Regions from separate parts of the Homo sapiens genome. Here region 1 is linked to region 2. A link is a contact called in ENCODE Hi-C or POLR2A ChIA-PET data. All regions are on one chromosome and are shown on one strand. The core of a region is the stretch at or near the end of the contact, and the rest is flanking DNA. Distances in the headings are between cores, read along the strand shown. Region 1 holds the start of BEX3 (brain expressed X-linked 3). Region 2 holds the start of TCEAL7 (transcription elongation factor A like 7).

Evidence for each region. Hi-C counts contacts between places; a loop is a spot of excess contacts on that map. ChIA-PET counts read pairs that join two places held with the same protein, here RNA polymerase II (POLR2A). Pooled maps may share reads with other maps.
Region 1: a loop to region 2 is called in a pooled map, with 2.3 times the contacts of the local background. The contact joins the promoter of BEX3 here to the promoter of TCEAL7 in region 2. A Hi-C loop is called at or near these places in 4 of 168 maps with a recorded cell type or tissue (Caco-2, endothelial cell of umbilical vein, mammary epithelial cell and 1 more) and 13 of 50 pooled maps. POLR2A ChIA-PET finds 5 or more read pairs at or near these places in 8 of 52 experiments (HEK293T, OCI-LY7, SK-N-SH and 3 more).

What each region holds. Positions count from the first base shown.
Region 1 is chrX:103,373,439-103,377,838 of GRCh38, reverse strand. It overlaps BEX3 (brain expressed X-linked 3), which reads right to left and starts at 1,301. Exons shown (of 3, transcript NM_206917.3): 1 at 1,226-1,301; 2 at 733-811; 3 at 1-329. The coding sequence starts at 317. The coding sequence ends at 12.
Region 2 is chrX:103,327,905-103,332,403 of GRCh38, reverse strand. It overlaps TCEAL7 (transcription elongation factor A like 7), which reads right to left and starts at 2,165. Exons shown (of 3, transcript NM_152278.5): 1 at 2,100-2,165; 2 at 1,364-1,481; 3 at 78-1,027. The coding sequence starts at 1,000. The coding sequence ends at 698. RefSeq lists an enhancer at 1,150-1,649.

The sequences.
Region 1 (4,400 bases), core at 52-2,551, 46 kb before region 2:
AATGGCAGGAGTCAAGGCATAAGGCAAAATTCATCATGATGGTCATGGTGATTAGAGAGCTCCCCCATAAGGATACGCAGACAATTCCTCAACTGCAGCTCCCTAAGTTTTCTTCTGATTTCTCTCATCTCCTCCATGAATATTTCCATATCATCTCCATCTCCACCCATCCCATCATTGATCTGCCTATTGGGTATGGCCCATCGAAAATTAGGGGCAAGTCGGCGAGCCTGTCCCCGTCGATTTCCTGCAGGCTGGTGGCCTTCACCTCCTCCCAAAGGGCGGTCTTCCTCTCCATTCTGCATAGGCTGCTCCATCTCTTCGTTTTCCTGGTGAATATTTGCCATGATGAGATTTTTTTTTTCTGGTTGTTTTTCTTTGAACACAAGTAAGACAAAGGCAAGGAGAGAGACTGAATGCTTGGTGCTCTGACCAGCAGGATTCAGAGCCCTGATATCAAAGGATTTTTTAATTTCGTTTTTTCCCACCTTAGAAGTTCCGCGCGTCCTCTACGGGGCCTCCAATTAAAGCCCCTCCCTCCAGCTTTCTCCCCTTACCTCCCTTCCCCCAAACCCACCATTTTTCGTTTCCCGGGATTCTTTCCCAGAGCTTTGCAGGCACCAAAATGGAGGACCGGTATAGGAGTGGGGGATGGGGTGGAGGGGGTTGGGGTCTCAGACTGGGCTTTCCTTACGTTCCGACCCCCGCCCCACCACCGTCCCTCGCACCGACCTGGGCCTATCCTTGCAGTCTCCTTCTCCTCCGGATTCTCGCCGCGAGGTGCGCCGCGGAGACACTTAGCCTCGCAGACCTGCAGTCGAGCCGGGGTGGGGGTTGTGGGGGGTGGGGGCTGCTGCAGCGGAACGCTAGCGAAGACCCGCCGCCGCCCGGCCCTTTCCGTGCTCCGAGCCCGGGCTCCCCTCGCTGCCAGCGCCCCGCGTCTCCCGCCCCCCACCCCCACCCCACCCTCGAACGCCCAGCCCCCCGCGGTGTTCGCTGTTTTCCTGCAGGGACTCGGGGGTGGGTTTCCATCGCTCTTGGTGGCTCTGCCGCCCCTGGAAACCCAGCCGCCCCTGCTTCCCCATCCCTGGGGGCCTCTGTGTTCCCAAGCATGTTGGGGTGTGGAGAAAGCTGGCGGGGACCCCCTGCGCTGTTCTGCGCCTGTCGCCGAGGTCGGTCAGCCGCTGCTGGCATGGCCGGGGCTCACGGGCCCCGGAGCCCTTACCTGCTCCGCTTTTCCCCGGGCCGAATGCCAGCCCGCCGAGCTCAGGGCAGCGGGGAGCTGGTAGCCAGACGCGAGTGACGACTGCACCGAAGGCTGCGTCGCTCTGCAGCTCTGGGTCACGTGAGGGCCGCGCGTCACCACCGAGCTCGCCCCCCAACTTGGGCGGCCAGTGCAGCAGGATCTCCCCCTTCCCCCCACCCGCCACCGCCATATGCACGCGCAAAAAACAGCCTCCCTACTCCCGTCTGCATGAGGTGCCCCAGAGCGCACAGCCCTGTCACTCTTCTCGGTCCTCTCCAATCTGAGGGCCCACAAGTGGCATCACTGCTCTGCGGTTGGAGTTTGCCCTCCTCTGGTTACCAGGGAGGGTCTGCATCATCCTCCACCACTGCCCCCTCTCACTTCAGGCCTTGGCTTTGGCCTTTTCTGCTTTCTCTCCTTTTCTACCTGGCAACATGCTTTGCGCTGCACTCCCACTTCTACCCCTTGCGTGTGCACAGCCATCAATGCCCACGTAGCCCCTGAATTCCTACCCTTCTAGAAAATTTAGAGTGAGGGCTAAGGTGGGGAGGCAGGAGGGCATTTGTCAGAAAGCGGGGCAAGGAAGTGGAGTGGACTGTATATATTTCTTTTTATTTCCTTAAAAAATCTGCATGCTTCAGAAAATTATAAATTATAAGTTTTTAATTTTGAAAGAAATGCTGGTTGGGCGCGGTGGCGTACCTGTAATCCCAGCACTTTGGGAGGCCGAGGCGGGTGGATCACTTGAGGCCAGTAGTGTGAGACCAGCCTGGCCAACATGGTGAGACCCCATCTCTACTAAAAATACAAAAATTAGCTGGGCGTGGTGGCGTGCGCCTGTAATCCCAGCTACTCGGGGGGCTGAGGCAGGAGAATCGCTTGAACCTGGGAGGCGGAGGTTGCAGTGAGCCGGGATCGCACCACTGCACTCCAGCCTGGGCGACAGAGCAAGACCCTGTCAAAAAAAAAAAAAAAAAAAAAAAAAAAAAAGGAAATGCTTTATCCTGCACAATGAAATCTCTCATTGTTTATGTTGACCTGTACCACACAAAATATTTTTTCTGGGCTCCACACAACATCAAGCCATTACTTTTGATACATACTAGCTCGTTTAAAATTTTATTTTTGGCCGGGCATGGTGGCTCACGCCTGTAATCCCAGCACTTTGGGAGGCCGAGGCGGGCGGATCACGAGGTCAGGAGATCGAGACCATCCTGGCTAATACGGTGAAACTCCGTCTCTACTAAAAATACAAAAAAATTAGCCAGGCGTGGTGGCACGTGCCTGTAGTCCCAGCTACTCGGGAGGCTGAGGCAGGAGAATCGTTGAACCCGGGAGGCAGAGGTTGCAGTGAGCCGCGTCGCACCACTGCACTTCAGTCTAGGCGGCAGAGCGAGACTCCGTCTCCAAAAAAAAAAAAAAGAAAAGAAAAAAATATATAAAAAGGCGGGACTCTTTCTTTTTCTTTTTTTTTTTTCCCCCGAGACGGAGTCTCGCTCTGTCGCCCAGGCTGGAGTCAGTGGCGCGATCTCGGCTCACTGCAAGCTCCGCCTCCAGGGTTCATGCCATTCTCCTGCTTCAGCCTCCGGAGTAGCTGGGACTACAGGCGCCTGAAAGGCGGGACTCTTTCTGAACACAGTTGGTGTTTTCGAAATGATCTGTAAAGTGAATCTTCAGGGAGCAGTCTGGTCGTCAGATCTTCACCATTTTATGTAACTTTGATGTTTTTGATATCACAGTCATCAGAGAAAGGGAGTCTTTTATTCCCTGCTTTCCTTTCCAAACCTTTCAAACCATCCCTACAAATATCTTCTTAGTATGAGCTCAGAAGTTAAGTACATATTATGCAGAAAGTAGTTTCAAAACCATCTACCCTTTGGTGCGAATGTTTCAAAATATATTAGAAATAAGCAGGGGGTGTGTGAAACAACTTAACTTGAGACTGAACCTTATCCTGAGTGCAAATGTTCCTTTCTCCAACTTGAAATCATTTTTAAAAAAATTATCACAGCTAGAAAATAGAGATGTCTTTAGAAAAGTGGCATTGTTATAAAAAATATTTGATATCTGTTGTTTATGATAAGGAACCAAAAGCATTAAATGCAGCACTGAGGCAAGACAAGCCAGACAAATGCTTACTAACTCTAGTTTTGGCCCCAAACTCCTGTAGAATTTCCTACCCTGCTAAACCAGATGACACAGTGAATAAAGGAAGAGTATATGCCCAGTGTGTATGTAGTTAGACGTTTTGGAGATATGTATTCCATATAAAATTACATATATATTCTTCTAGAGGTATATGGATATATTAGTACATAGCTCCAAAACATCAAATTATAAAATCACACTCAATATTTGTCTTTTAAAGAAATGTTAGTGATTCCTGGATTCTGTCTCACAGTTAAGAACTTTTTATACAGATTGCTATATTAATGATATCAGCTGGAATGATGCAGTTTCAAAGCATGAACAGTAGTATCAGACAAGTCTGGCTTCAAATTCAGTCAGCTGTTTACTTGATGTTCAACTTTGGATCAATTACTTATCAAGGTCTGTGTGCTTCCTCTGTGAAACAAGGATTGTTAGAATTACACATAACAATAATTTACTACATAGCCTAGTAAATCATCAATTTTTGTTGACATTATTTTTATTGTTATTCGATGGTTTCTAACATGATTTAAAGAGTAGCAGAGTATGATTCTTTCCTTAGCTAGACCCACTTGTTCTTAAAATCCATGAGGGCCCAAAACATGCTTGCTGTGTTCTATTTTGTGTACCCAGTGACTAATAGTGTTCCTTGCACCAAGTAGGTGATTACTGAATACTTGTTGAATGAATGTATCCAGTACTGAGGCGAATAGGTTGTTTTTCATTCTGGGGACTGTATTTAGAGCAATACGGAAAAGCTTTTATGAAAATTAAGAATTACCTAGAAAAAAATCTCCTGAAAGCTGAGAAGCCACTGTGATGTGACTATTGGATATGAAGTTTAGCAAGTGGATTTTTATTTCTTTTGGTGGCTAAATGCTTTGCTGTTTTCCTTTTCACCCATCTTGGATAAATCCTGTGTTCAAAACCATCAAATTTCCTTGGATGAAAACAGACATTTGTTTGTAACATCCAGATTGGATATTATGCTATATTGATTAGT
Region 2 (4,499 bases), core at 916-3,415:
ACTGCCTCATTTCCTTCCCACAGCAGCCCTGTGAGGCAAATATTTTCCCTATGAAAAGACTGAGTCTTAAACGTGTGTATCTGTAATAATTACCAGTTTATTACTCTGGCTAAGAGATCCAGAGGTAATTGGAGGTTTACATTTCATTTTTACGCTTCTGTTATTGAGAGTTTATTAAGTGTTTCATTGCCTTCCAAAGGCGATTGACAAGTTCTTTTACTGTCTACTTTAGGGTTTTTTGTGACACAAGTAATATACACACATAAACATATATTCATTTTTTGGCAAGTGAGAAGATGCAGATAGGCAAAAAGAAAAAAAAAGAGATCACACAGAGATTCACTGTTAACCTTTGGTGTATAATAAAATCAGACACTTTCCTTTGCATTATGTCACATAGAAATGTACAAATAAAGTGTACATATATACACACATATATGTATACACTGTTTTGCAACTCGTTATTTTCACTTTGCAATATACAATGAGCATTTTTCCATGCAAATGAATGAGACCTCTTATTAAATGAATAAGATTGGGTCAAAAGATGAGATGTTGACAAGAGTCATATGTAAATCTCAGCAACATCGAATGACTGGAGTAAAACGATAGCAAATATTTATCAAGAAAGTGCAGACAAACAGAAAGCAGTGGCAACATTAATAACAGAAAATAATTGAATTGTCAGAGAAATTAATTAAATGGGATAAGGACGGTCCCGAGAATGCCTATGGTTAGAATGCAGAGCCCTAAATTTCTTTCTCAGACCCCTTATCTCTTCCAAACACCTTTCCATCTCATCTCCCTCCCTTGTCATTTCTTCATCTTTAAAATGCCTATAGTCTATGTCCTCTTTAAATTCTTCGAGAGACTGAAGCAGCCTCTGTCTAAAATTCCCTTCTGTTTGCTGGCGTTCAAATTCTCCATACGGGCGTTTTTCCTCCCTCTTTGGCACGCTGCACTTTGGCTTTCCTTCGTTTTCTTTGCAGGGTTTTTGCATGATGTTGTTGTTGTTTCCTGCTTAACTCTAGGGAGAAAATGTAAAGACAAATTGCTTCATTACTTTTGAATCACGATTGTCAGTTTCTCTCTGAGGCAAGATACTTTCCCATCTCTGCCCCACAGGTCCAGACCTCATAAGTCTGCGGCAGTTCCCTCCACCCTCTCATCTCCCCCTTTTCTCCCCTCCCACCTCAGGAACCCACCGTTTCCCCAGCAGACAAAGCTAATGGCCTCTCCAATAGGCAGGAGAGGCGGAGCAGAAAAGGAGATGGACTGCGAAGCCGCAAATTTCGCCTAGCTTTTGCCCCTTCCCGACTCCTATCCTCAGAGATCTCAGTCTAAGTGCCTCTCTCATACTGACCTGTGCGGGGTAGTTTCCTGCTCCTTTTCTTCCCCCAGATGTCTGTGAACACAGATCCTGGGACCTCCAAACAAAAAGGAAGGGGCGGGGAGGAAGGAGCTATCTGTGGATCAACCAGCTCCAGAGACAAGACAGACGTTATTATTTTGAACCTGGGATTCTCATCATCACCGTCATCGCCCCCCGGATTTCTACCTCCTGGCCCCTCCTTCCTGTCTGTATCCTTTCCTTCAGGATTTCCGTTTCCACTCCCCACTCCTCACCCTCAGGCCTGGGCCTTGCAAGGCCCGCGTCTCCCTCCTTCGCCCCGTCCCGCGCCCCACCCCACCACCACAGGCCGGCATTGAGTGAGGTGAACTATTTTCAAATGATCTCTAAATTTCTGTTGTCTCCATCCCGGGATTTCAGCCTTTCTCCACACACCAACACATACCCCAGGCCTAAAATTTTCTCTTAACAAAATTGGAGAAAGATGAGGAGAAGGATAAAAAGAAAGCATGCCAGGGTGAGAGAAGCCGATTATTTCAAAGCTGTCACTAAATCTCTAGGTGTCTCTCAAAAGATTTCGACCTACCCCCTTGCTTCCCCCTGCAAAAGATACAATTATCTCCGACGATTTTGCAGCGGTTTTGGGAAAGCAAGTCTGGACCTATTCCAGTCATTAGATTCACCCACTACTGACCCCGGGGGTCCAGTGGTTCCTTCACTCCAACCTGCTGGGATTTAAGGAATTTACCTCTTCCTTCCCTTGGCCACAAGCACGCACGGCACGCTTGTCTGCAGGGCAGTAAGGAGCTGGTACCCAGAGGAGAAAGAAGCCCGGGAATATAAGGACTTCGGTTCACGTCAGCTCCTGATCACGTGAGGATTATGTCATCCCCCATCTCTGGTCCCCACTTTCCCCTCCCACCAGCAGCGCTGCAGAAGTGGACCGGCTTACCAACCTCCCACCCCACACCACACCAGGCCCTGTCACTCATTTTTGTCTTTGCTAATTCCAGAGGTCAAAAGTGGCGCCTTCTCCCTGTGGTCAGAATTTGCCTTTCTCTGATTACCAGGGAGGGGCTGCATTTTCCCAAAGTTATATTAACCATTGTTACTTTTTTTGTGGTTGTGCTGAGAGGGAGGATTACTTATCCTTTTCTAAGCTACAAGAAAAGAAAAGTGGCAGTCTCCTCCATCCAATCGCCTCTCAGCCACTAATAGCCATCATTTCCCTTGGAGTCCAATCCTTGAAACCAGATTGGAGGGAATGGGGTGAATTAGGAAAGGAGGTAATGATTTGGATTGTGCTTCTTACTTTTGTTTTGATAATTTCTTATTCTTTTCCAATTTTTCCATAAACTTATTATATACTTTTAATAATCAGAAATATGATAAAGATATGTACATTTGGAAAAAGATTCCAGATAGGAGGATAAAAAGGCCAGCCACCTGTTTCTGCTGCTGAAGTCATAATATAAATATAGACCCTTTAGGCAGACATATTTTTTGAAGTTTAAGATGTACAGGTCAGTTGGAACCTACTCTTTTGAGGGGCTCCCGGGCATGTGAGGTCCTTCCATTAGGTGAGTCACTGAGACCATAATCCTACAGCACCTTGCCCTTAGATTTCCAGATCGCAACTGTAAGTCACAAATTTTAACTAGTTTGAGCTCAGTATCATGCCCTCTTTCTTCCAGTTTATACCATACACATAACCCTTTTTTCTTCAATACTGTACCCCTAATATCCCAACTTTTTTCAACACTCTCATTCAGAAAAGAATAGTTTTTCATTTTCCCTAGACATCTCCATCCTATTTATGTTTTCCATGACCTTATTTAGCCATACTGATGTATTGAAAGCTACTTGTAGTACTAACAAAAATTAGTCACATTTAGCCACCCAACACACTAAACTTTTTGTTGCTAAGGATTTGGGTACTTGTCTAAGTAGATTTGCTCTTGATTTGTTAGCTTGAAATATATGCAATAGAAAGGGAGATGTGTAAACTTCTCATAAGTTGTTTTTAGGAAGATTGCAGCTCATTATGAATATAAAGTTACCACTAATCAGTTTGATATAAATGACTCCAGAAAAAAGTTCAGTGGTCAGAAAAAAGTCTTAAAAACAGTAGAGCATCATTGTCACAGTTATTAAGGAATGACTAGTTGTGATAGAGGCAAAAAATTCGTTTGTGGGGAGAAAAATTCCTGAATCCTCTGTGAACAGCTTTTCATGCAGATGGTTAGACTCAGAGTTATAAAATGGCTGAAGGATTCGGGTGTTGAAGACTTTGCATATTAGTAAGAAGAATGGCATTGGACAAATCCTAGTTTGAATTAATTGTACTTACTTAGCTTTTGTATAAACTTGAATGTAAAACTTGGATACTGCAACTTCTCTGTGCTTCATCTATAAAATGAGGCTAATAGTTTGAAGTATCTCACAGAGTTTTCAGGACTAAATTACATATTTAATATGTGTAAAACATTTAATACATGACTGACAAGTACCAAGGCAGCCTGAAGCCTAAATATGTGGGGGCAGGTCTGGCACCAGGGATGGGGGAGGTGGGTGAAGCTGAAGCCTGCAGCCCAGGGGGTCAGTTTGGCAGTGGGGCAGGCCTAGACACTGAGTTTTTAGAGCAGGCCTGGAGCCTGGGGCTGTGGGATCCAGACTAGTGCTAAAGCAGGCCTGGAGGCTCAGTCTGCAGGTACTGGCCTAGAGTCTGGGACCATGGGGGCGGGTCCAGTGCTGGGTATTACTGGGATGGGCCTAGTGTTGGGATCCAAGAAAAAGTCTGGTGTTCACTTCCTTCTCCTTCCCCCAAGTGGATGGTACCTCCAAGCTGTGCAGCCTGGGGTTCAGGAAGGGGTGATGTGGGTAATGTAAAACTTTCCTTCCTATCCTTTTCAATGTGTTTTTTTCTTATTTCTGTTCTATACCCAGGTGCTGTAATCTGCCAACTGGTTTCCTTAGCTCTTGCGAAATTATTTTTGTGCCCAGATAGTTGTTCAGATTATGTTTCTGTGGGAGGATGAGTGCAGGAAAGTCCTGTTCTGCCATTTTGCTGACATCTAGCTCCTCACATCTCAATTAATTTTTAATAAGGCATGAAAAAAGGGTAAAAAGGAACAATAATAAGATGGGA